Linked DNA regions of Homo sapiens: region 2 is linked to region 1. Evidence: chromatin loops called from intact Hi-C (ENCODE). Cell type or tissue: endothelial cell of umbilical vein. All regions are shown on one strand. Each heading gives the region's core, and the rest is flanking DNA. Links, peaks and the distances in the headings are about the cores only.

Evidence for each region. Peaks named below come from ENCODE experiments on the same cell type or tissue, not always from the same donor. Only the 100,000 strongest peaks of a DNase experiment are listed, where the experiment ranks them.
Region 2: it touches region 1 in a loop (8-fold over the local background); 1 of 110 quality-filtered maps calls a loop at or near these places.

The regions. Positions count from the first base shown.
Region 1 is chr14:22,655,921-22,661,294 of GRCh38, reverse strand. No RefSeq gene overlaps it. Among named protein-coding and RNA genes, the nearest start is that of OR6J1, 14 kb to the right of the region's middle. In endothelial cell of umbilical vein, for the core only: a CTCF peak has its summit at 3,230; a DNase peak (open chromatin) is centred at 3,204; H3K27ac peaks cover 1,918 bases.
Region 2 is chr14:22,737,440-22,742,813 of GRCh38, reverse strand. The region is part of intron 1 of OXA1L-DT (OXA1L divergent transcript); the gene reads left to right. Among named protein-coding and RNA genes, the nearest start is that of OXA1L-DT, 26 kb to the left of the region's middle. In endothelial cell of umbilical vein, for the core only: no CTCF peak of the experiment used is centred there; DNase peaks (open chromatin) are centred at 2,623 and 3,153; H3K27ac peaks cover 2,652 bases.

The DNA of each region.
Region 1 (5,374 bases), core at 117-5,116:
ACATGAAAATAGCAAGTAAATTGGTAGAGTAGAATGGAGGATCCACAATGGATCCCATTATGGGCCACGTGCGGTGGCTCACACCTGTAATCTCAGCACTTTGGAGTTCGAGATCAGCCTAGCCAACATGGTGAAACCTCGTCTCTACTAAAAATACAAAAATTAGCCAGGCGTGGTGGCAGGTGCCTGTAATCCCAGTTACTCGGGAGGCTGAGGCAGGAGAATCACTTGAACCCGGGAGGTGGAGGTTGCAGTGAGCCGAGATCGCGTCACTGTACTCCAGCCTGGGCGACAAAGAGCAAGACTCCATCTCAAAAAAAAAAAAAAAAAAAAGAAAAAAAATTAAACAATATGCCTTGAAAGAAAGGGGACTGACATAGATGCTTTTAGAAAGGAAAGTCCTAAACCAATCATTTCATATTATTAGGTAGATAAGGACAGTCAGCAAAAACATTTACATGTCAGTTACTCAAAAATTTAAATCTATGTTTTATTTTGTATACTGTGCTTAAAGAATTGAGCATTTGTCTAAATCAGCCAACTAAAAGGTCAAAGAGCTTTCCTACAATATTAAAATATTTTTTAATAGTCCCAAGGATAGTTGTAACCCTGTGCTATGGTTTGAATATTTGTGTCCCCTCCAAAATTCAAGCTGAAACTCAATCCCCAGTGCTACAGTATTAAGAGGTAAGGCCTTTAGGAGGTGATTAAATAATGAGAACAGAGCCCTCATGAATGGAATTAGCAACCTTATAAAAGGGCTGGAGGGAACTAGCTAGTCCCTTTTTGCTCTTTCATCCCTTCCGCCATGTGAGAACACAGCCTTTTAAGATGCCATCTTGGAAGCAGAGACTGGGCCCTCACCAGACACGAACGCTGCTAGCACCTTGATCTTGGACTTCCCAACCTAATAAACTAATATTGAGTCTCATACATAATGGGATCTATTTTTTGTTTTTGTTTTTGTTTTTTGAGATGGAGTCTTGCTCTTGTCATCCAGGCTGGAGCACAGTGGCCCAATGTCAGCTCACTGCAACCTCCACCTCCAGGGTTCAAGCCATTCTCCTGCTTCAGCCTCCCGTGTAGCTGGGAATTACAGACACCTGCCACCACGCCCGGCTAATTTTGGTATTTTTAGTAGAGACGGGGTTTCACCATGTTGGCTAGGCTGGTCTCGAACTCCTGATCTCAGGTGATCCACCCGCCTCGGCCTCCCAAAGTGCTGGGATTACAGATGTGAGCCACTGCACAGGCCAAATGTTGTTTGTTAACTAAGGCTTATAGCTTTTCTCTTCAATTACAGTTTCTAACCAAGATGAAATGAAAAAATATGGAGCTTATATTTTTCTGATTTTGTAGTTAGAATTATTTTAATATTTCAACATTGAATATAATTATTAATTAGGCTTCTTATGAATGTTTGAAATTTCCTCCTATCCTTAGCTTACTAATAGTTTTATTTATTTATTTTTGAGACAGAGTCTCTGTTGCCCAGGCTGGAATGCAGTGGCATGATCATGGCTCTCTGCACCTTGATCTCCCTGGCTCAAGCAGATCCTCCTACCCCCACCTCAGCCTCCTTAGTAGCTGGGACTATAGGCATGAGCTAATTCTTGTATTTTTTTGTAGAGACAAGGTCTCATTATATTGTCCAAGCTGGTCTCGAACTCCTAGGCTTGAGAGATCCTCCTGCTTCAGCCTCCCAAAATGCCGGGACTACAGGTGTGAGCCACTGTGCCCCATCCTTAGCTTACTTAAAGTTTTAAAATGAAATTAGGTGATGGGTCTTCGTTGTTCCTTGTACTATTTTTAAAGATTTTCTGTACATCTGAATATTTTGCAATTAAAAGCTGGAAAAAATTAGATTTCTATAATTACAAAGGACATCAAGAAATGCTACAAAAATGCAATTTGATTTTTTGGTGCTGTCAGGAGTCTAGAGCCTCACAATTTGTTTTGGTTACAGTTTGTCACTGTAGGATAAATGATCCATTTAACTATTAAAAAAAGAAGAAAAAATGTTACAAAAATGTTAAGAGAAGGCAGAGGGTCTGCCATGACTGATTGGGTTATAAGCAAACAGTCATTGCCCTCTGTTGTTTTTCCTTAGGGAGAGCAGAGATGCTGGAGGGGTTGGAGGTGGCAGGAAATACTTAGCTTAGATGTAATAAGGAATGTCCTTCCGTAGGAGACCATGCATCTTCTTGTCCTTGATTGTGCTTAAGAGCTCCATAGGTGCTCTCTGTCTAGGATGGTGGAGGCCACCTATGGAGGGTGGCTATTCCTTTGATTGGAGAGAGGAGGCAGCAGAATGGTTCCTCAGATAGACCCAGGGCAGCTGCAACTCACAAGACCCTATAGAGTTAGCTGGACAGTGTCCAGCTGCCCTGAAAACAACAGACAGTACCATGTGGGGATGTAGATTAAGTTCTGTTTGCAGTGGACCTGTTGGCCTCCACAGGTTCTCTCTGTGAATTAGTCTTTGCCTTGCATCTCACCCAGAGCCATTCCATCGGACTCTGAGCACAAGGCAGGGAGGGACTCTGGAGTTTACAGAGCCCAGCTCTTTATTCTTCTGGGAACAGAGTTCGCACCAATCTGGCACTTATAAAAGCATGGGCTTGGCTGGGCGTGGTGGCTCACGCCTGTAATCCCAGCACTTTTGGAGGCTGAGGCGGGCGGATCACCTGAGGTCGGGAGTTTGAGACCAGCCTGACCAACATGGAGAAACCCCGTCTCTACTAAAAATACAAAAAATTAGCCGTGGTGGTGCATGACTGTAATCCCAGCTACTCGGGAGACTGAGGCAGGAGAATCTCTTGAACCCGGGAGGTAAAGGTTGCGGTGAGCCGAGATTGTGTCATTGACCTCCAGCGTGGGCAACAAGAGTGAAACTCTATCTCAAAATAAATAAATAAATAAATAAAAGCATGGGCTTTTCCAAGAGATGCAGTCTTCAAGACATGGGGCAGGCACATTTCCATTGAAAAATAATTTGTGCAAAAGATTAGTTGTTGCTGACTATATCCAGGATATTTAGGCAATGGGATAGTTTCCAGAGTGCCACACGCACAGCACCTATGGATACCACTTCTGGATTCTGACCTTAATCTAAATCCTGACTCTCCCATTAATTAGTTGTGTAAGTTTGGAAGCAAGTACCTTAATGTCTCTGTGCCTCAGCTTCCTTCTTGGTGGACTGGGTATTACAATAGCACCACCTAGCTCCTAGAGTTTGCTTGGAGGTTGAAATAACATGTAAAATGCTTGGAATGGTACACAGTAAGTGTTCAGTAAGTGTTGACTATTATTATTTTTCTTTTTGGTTTTTGTTTTTATTTTTAGAGATGGAGTCTTTCTTTGTTGCCCAGGCTGGCCTCAAACTCCTGTGCTCAGGTGATCTGCCTGCTTCAGCCTCCTAAGTAGCTGAGATTACAAGTGTGAGCCACCATTCCAAGGTATTATTATTTATTAGCATGATTATATTGTATCCTCTTTGATATGCCCCACACGCTCCTTATTTTCCAATAGCTCAGCTACCTTAAACAGGCCCCAACTTACCTCAGGGCTGAGAAGCAGTTACTTACTCTTGGATTTTCCTGGTCACCCAGCTGGAGGGGGTTTCCAGGCTCCCAGGAGCTTCCTGCTTCTCTAGCCCCAGAAAATATTAAATTCTTAGATGAGAGGACTCTGACCCTTGCTTTTGGGTTGTGTTGGTGAGGTAGCAGCTAGTGAATCATCCCATGTCCTTTCCTCTTGAGGTAAAAGTGTAACTGTGGATAATGAGATTCATCAAGCGCAGCCACAGGCAGCCCCAGGGAGCCTGCTGGATTATTAGAGCAACATCCCCGACAAAGCCTTGGTACAAGCCATTCTGGGGAGACTTTGTGACTCTGTGCATCTAGTGCAGGCCTGGTGTATTTGGATTGCTTCCCAGTTTCTACGGAATTTTGAAACTTGGAATCCCGAGTATGGATCTGCTGAGGGAAGCTCCCCCTCTCTGGAGCGAAGTTGTGGGTATTCTCACGAGGCTCATTACAACCTTAAGATAACAAGGCCCCAGCCACTTCCAAATCCCTTGGCTGTTGATTGCTCTAACTTAAGGAGTGGAAGTTTGCCCTTTTCCCCCAGCTGCAGAACACAGTAACTTTAGATAAAGTTTAATGAGTCTTGTTGAAGGCCTGAGGAAAATATGGCAGGCAAGGGCTGGGGCCACTGGGGTTATGGCTATGGGCAGGAGCCGTGTGCACCGTGTGGCCATGCTGGGCCAGGAGCTGCAGGGTAATTCCTCCTCTGCCCCTCCACCTCTTTATCCCCCATGCTCATTGAGCTTGATCCAGCCATAGAGGCCTTCTTGTTCTTCAAGCACATCACTAGCGCCCATCTCAGAGCCTGGGGCCCCAGCCCTGTGGCCTTTGCTCAGTGTCACCTCCATAGATGAACTTTTCCTGTCTTCTGTTAAAAAGACCCCCCTCCTTGTTATTCTCTCTTCCCTTACCTTGCTCTACTTTTGTTCATAGCACTACCTGATGTTTTATTTACATATTTGTATTTGTCTTCCCTACTAGAAAGAAAACTCCTTGAGGGCAGAGACTTTGACCTATTTATTGCTGTGCCCTTGTGCCCAGAAGAGTGCTTGACATAAAGTAGGTGCTGAATGAATGTTTTTTGATCAGTTTAAAAAGGCAACATGCCTCTTGCCCAGTGGAGTCTGTCACAAATCAAGTAGCCTGTGGGGTAGGGCTGATAAAGACATGGGCACTTTTTGCAGCACTTTGCAGGGGGTTGGGGCATTCTAAACAGGAGAGCCTTCTAAGAAGGGAGGCATGAGAAAACCAAGGGTGAATTCTAGGCCACTTCCTGTCCTTCTGGGATGGCTGGCCTCTCTCTGAGTGCTAGCACTGGCTAACTTAAGATGTTGTCAACAACTTTGATTGTTCTGTGAAGACTAGCTTAATATGTTTCCATCCCTGGGCCTCAAGAATGGGCCCTAAATGCCTGGCGTGGTGGCTCACGTCTGTAATCCCAGCACATTGGGAGGCCAAGGTGGGTGGGTCACCTGATGTCAGGAGTTTAAGACCAGCTTGGCCAACATGGCCACTGGTCTTTATTAAAAATGCAAAAATTAGCCGGGCGTGGTCGCAGGTGCCTGTAATCCCAGCTACTCAGGAGGCTGAGACAGGAGAATGGTTTGAACCTGGGAGGCAGAGTTTGCAGTGAGCTGAGATCCCGCCACTGCACTCTAGCCTGAGTGACAAGAGCGAGACTCTGTCTCAAAAAAAAAAAGAAAGAAAGAAAAAGAAAAAGAACAGGCCGGGTGTGGTGGCTCATGCTTATAATCCTAGCACTTTGGGAGGCCGAGGCCAGTGGATTA
Region 2 (5,374 bases), core at 49-5,048, 82 kb before region 1:
GCCAGCATCTTCTTTGGTTCTCTGCCTCCCTGTGGCTGCCTCTTTGGTGGGCATTCTGCCTCCTTCATGGGATAGGCAGGAAGGGCAGGGAAGAGGGAAGAGGAAGAGCCATTCTGATATCCCCCTAGCTCTTTTTTTTTCTTTTAAATGGAGACGGGGTTTCACCATGTTGTCCAGGCTGGTCTTGAACATCCAAGCTCAGGCCGTCTGCCAGCCTCTGCCTCCCAAAGTGTTAGGATTACAGGCATGAGCCACTGCACCAGGCCTTCCCTGACTCTTTAGTTAGAACCCAACACTTTTCAGGAATTGATACACACTGAGAGTTTGACACCTCAAGATATTCCAGTGTGATGGGTTGTTTTATGACTTAAAGTGACTAATATTTGCAAGATGAGTTAGTGTTTAGTGAGAATAGGGGAAAGGAGTAGACAGAGGGGAGAAAATAATGGAAAGGGATAAATAATCTCCCTTCTAGTTGGGGATGGACAGAACTCAACTCTAGTCTTAGTTTTATAGGGGCAATGATTCTCACCAGTGCTCATGCCCCAGAGCATGCGCTTGCCATAGAAAGGCTGGGTTGGTTGGAGTGGGGATGGAAAGTAGGTTTTCAGATCCATCAAGGAGAGAATGCACATTTTAGAATGGCTGTGGAATCAACTTGGCCTTTCCAGATGACCTGTGGTCAGGCTAGACTTTTTAGGACCTTTATTCTCTTTTTTTCTTTTTCTTTTCTTTTTTTCTTTCTTTCTTTCTTCCTTCCTTCCTTCCTTTCTCCTTCTTTCTTTCTCTCTCTCTCTCTCTTTCTTTCTTTCTTTCTTTCTTTCTTTCTTTCTTTCTTTCCTTTCTTTGTTTCTTTCCCTTCCTTCCTTCCTTCCTTCCTTCCTTCCTTCCTTCCTTCCTTCCTTCCTTCCTTCCTTCCTTCCTTTCTCTCTCTCTCTCTTTCTTTCTTTGTCTCTTTCTTTCTTTCTCTCTCTTTATCTCTTTCTCCTTTCTTTCTTTCTTTTTTTGACAGAGTCTCACTCTGTAGCCCAGGCTGGAATGCAGTGGTGTGATCTCAGCTTACTGCAGCCTCCGCCTCCCGGATTCAAGCGATTCTCCTGTGTCTGCCCGCCAAGTAGCTGGATTACAGGTGCCCGCCACCACGCCCGGCTAATTTTTGTATTTTTAGTAGAGATGAGGTTTCACCGTGTTGGCCAGGCTGGTCTCTAACTCCTGACCTCAAGTGATTCACCCCCCTCAGCCTCCCAAAGTGCTGGGATTACAGGCGTCAGCCACCACGCCCGGCGTTTAGGTTCCTTTAAAGTCATAACCAGGACTCTGTCCCCAGGTTGGAAGTCAAAATGGTCTTTGTAGGGCAGGGGAACACCCTGCCATCATTCCTCAGCTCTAATCTAATCTAATAACTTCTATTGCCCTGTTAATTTGTTAATAAACTTCCAGAACTCCTTGACAGACCAACTGTTCTTTATATTTTGTCTAGTAAACTAGAAGGGGTAGGAGATTGATAACCTGGGATCAAACTCACAAGAGTTAGGTGACACTTGTCTGTTATAAAGTTACACTTTGGCTCATATCTGTAAATAGGGAACAGCAATGAGCAAATTCAAGAATTAATGTTCGGCCAGGCACGGTGGCTCACGGCTGTAATCCCAGCACTTTGGGAGGCTGAGGCGGGCGGATCACGAGGTCAGGAGATCAAGACTATCCTGGCTAACACGGTGAAACCCCGTCTCTGCTAAAATACAAAAAATTAGCCGGGCGTGGTGGCGGGCACCTGTAGTCCCAGCTACTTGGGAGGCTGAGGCAGGAGAATGGCGTGAACCCGGGAGGCGGAGCTTGCAGTGAGCCAAGATCGCACCACTGCACTCTAGCCTGGGCGACAGAGCGAGACTCCATCTCAAAAAAAAAAAAAAGAATTAATGTTCAATGTATTGATTTGTTTGATATAGTCATTACTAGCAGTCTCTAAAACATAGTTATCTGAATTTCTAACAGTGGGTACAATTGCCCAGGCCTTGTATATCTGGCTGTGTAAGACAGTGGCTAACAGTGAGGATTGTCTCAGACAGTCAAGGTTTGCATCCTGATGACTAAGGATATACTTACCAGATATGTGTCATTAGGCACAACATTTTCCTCACCTGTGAAATCTGTAAGTATCACATCAGGCTGTTTTGAGGTTTAAGTGAGATAACACAAAGTTTTTTTGTTTATGTAGGTCATAGTTTTATTATTACTAATAATATTGGCATTATTTTTCTGAAACAAATATACATCAGATAAAATGAGTAACTTTGTCAATGTCACTAGGACCAATATTTTCATCATAAGTGATTATAGTCTTAGGGAAATTGCCTAAAAGTGAAATGGCTGGGTCAGGAGGTCTGCACATTTTAAGGCTTTTTTTTCCCATTCCTAGACTGCGCTCCTGAGGATCACACTAGCTGTTGGAGAGCATCAGTTTTCTGAATTCTCTACAACATAGTTATTACTATTTTGCCAGTTTTATGTGTTGAGATGAACGTTGTTCTTATTTTAAAAAAACAGGAACTGAGGCTGAAGAAGGCTATGAATGATAGAGTGGACAGCAGTGCATGAGGACAGCTGGGCCAACTCTTCAATATCACACCTTCATTACTCATTCTCACTAGAAGGCCATATTCCTCCCAAGTAAAATGGGTGTCAGTTTACCTAGATTATATGTTAATTTGTTCCTTTTTATGGCTGAGGAGCATTCCATAGTATGGGTCTTCCACCATACGCTTATCTATTCACTAGTTGATGGACATGTGGGCTGTTTCTAGTTTTTGGCTATCATTAATAAAGCTGCATACAAGTCTTTGAGTAGATCTCTATTTTCATTTTCTTTGGGTACACATCTAAAAAGGGATTTGATGGTTTGTATGGTAAGTATATGTTAAACTTTATAAGAGAAGGTTAGAGTATTTTCTAAAGTGATTATATCATTTTGCACTCCCACTAGCAATGTATGAGAGTTCCAGTCACACATAGACTCTGAGATGGAGCAAAGACCCCTCTTGGGGGCCTGCCAGGGATGACCTTCCCCACAAAGCATGGAAATAAAGAAAAATCTTGAATTCCTTCAAGGGAAATTCCAGGCACCTAGCTAGCCTTGAGAAGTAAATGAACAACTTGATAAGCAAGAAGGGAATGGTAGCTTAAAACAATAGCCAAGGAAGTTGAAGTCACAGGATGTTTGGTTTCCTTTAGAAACTGAAGATAACATCTTAACATATATCCCTGAGTTGTTTTTCAGAAACCCAGACCTCCATCAAATGGCTCCTCTGGCACGCAGACCTCAGATAAGGGGGAAACTGAGGAATGAATGCTGGCCACCATTCTTTGTTATAAATTTCTTCCTGAAGGGTGTGGAGGGAGCATGCCCATAAACCAGAGCTAACATTCTTTTCTGCTGATCCTAAATTTTTTACAAAGTTTTCCCTCCTTAACCAATTGCAAATCAGAAAAATCTTTGAATTCACCTGTGGCCTGTGAGCCCCGATTTGAGATGTCCTGTATGGCCTCCATGTATTGATTTATGATTTTTTTTTTTGAGACAGAGTCTCACTCTGTCACCCAGGCTGGAGTGCAGTGGCACAATCTTGGCTCACTGCAACCTCTGCCTCCCTGGTTCAAGTGATTCTCCTGCCTCAGCCTTCCAAATAGCTGGGGATTACAGGCGCCTGCCACCACACCTGGCTAATTTTTGTACTTTTAGTAGAGATGGGGTTTTTTCACGTTGGCCAGGGTGGTCTTGAACTCCTGACCTCAGGTGATCTACCTGCCTCGGCATTCCAAAGTGCTGGGATTACAAGTGTGAGCCACAGCACCTGGCCCAATTTATGATTTTTGCCCATAACCGCTGTTTCCTTGCCTTAAAAAACCATTAACTGTAAGCCACTGGGGAGGTTGGGTCTTAAGTGTGAGCTGCCTGATTCTCCTTGTTGGGTGCCCTGCAAATAAATGCCCTCCTTTCTCCCACTGCAAAAAACTTGGTGTGGATGTTTGACTTTACTGTGCTGGGTGAGCGAACCCAAGTTCAGTTTGATAACTCTTTATAGGATCTCTCACATACATAGACTCTACTTTTCCTACCATTAATGGATTTTGAAAGGGCCTTTTTTTTTTTTTTTTTTTTTTTACCGTGAAACTCCAGAAAAAGTTTTGTAATTGCCCAACAGGTTTCTCCTGCCTACTATACAGACAAAACCAATTCACAGAGACCATGGCGTTGCAGTAAAGAAAGAGTTTAATTAAAACTTGGCTAGGCATGTGGAAAACAGAATTATTACTGAAATCAGCCTCCCTGAGAACTCAGAGGCTAGGGTTTTTGTAGATAATTTGGTGAGCAGGGGCTAAGGAGTGGGTGCTGCTGACTGGTTGGGGATAAAATCATAGGAATGCAGAAAACAATCCTTGTGTGCTGAATCTACCTCTGGGTCAGGGCTGCAGGATCAGTTGAGTCATGAGATAGAATACAAAAGTCTGGAAAACATCTTAAAAGACCAATCTTAGGTCCTAGCATCACTATTACATTGTAATTTTTTTTTTTTTCAGATGGAGTTTCACTCTTGTTGCCCAGGCTGGAGTGCAGTCATGCGATCTCAGCTCACTGCAACCTCCACCTCCCGGGTTCAAGCGATTCCCCTGCCTCAGCCTTCCGAGTAGCTGGGATTACAAGCATGTGCCACCACACCCGGCTAATTTTGTATTTTTAGTAGAGATGGGGTTTCTCCATGTTGGTCAGGCTAGTGTGGAACTCCCAACCTCAGGTGATTTGCCTGCCTTGGCCTCCCAAAGTGCTGGGATTACAGGCGTGAGCCACTGCGCCTGGCCTTTTTTTTTCTTTTGAGACAGAGTCTCACTCTGTTGCCAGGCTGGAGTGCAGTGGCAAGATCTCCGCTCACTGCAACCTCTGCCTCTTGGGTTCAAGCGATTCCCCTGCCTCAGCCTCCAGAGTAGCTGGGACGATAGGCACACACCATCACACCCAGCTAATTTTTGTATTTTTAGTAGAGACGGGGTTTCACCATGTTGGCCAGGATGGTCTCGATCTCTTGACCTCATGATCCTCCCACCTCAGCCTCCCAAAGTGTTGGGATTACAGGCGTGAGCCACCACCTATATTGTCCGGCCTATATTGTATGGTTATGGGGCAGTTGGGGAAATCACAAATATTGTGACCTCTGGCAACATGACTCCTGAGCAGTAAGTGGTTATAGAAACTATGTTTACATCCTTAGCAGAATTCAGGCTCCTCCCATAATCCTAATCTCATGGCCTATCATTCATTTTTAGTCCCTGAGCAAGGAAGGAGGGGGTTAGTGTTAGGTAAGGATTATTATCATTCTTG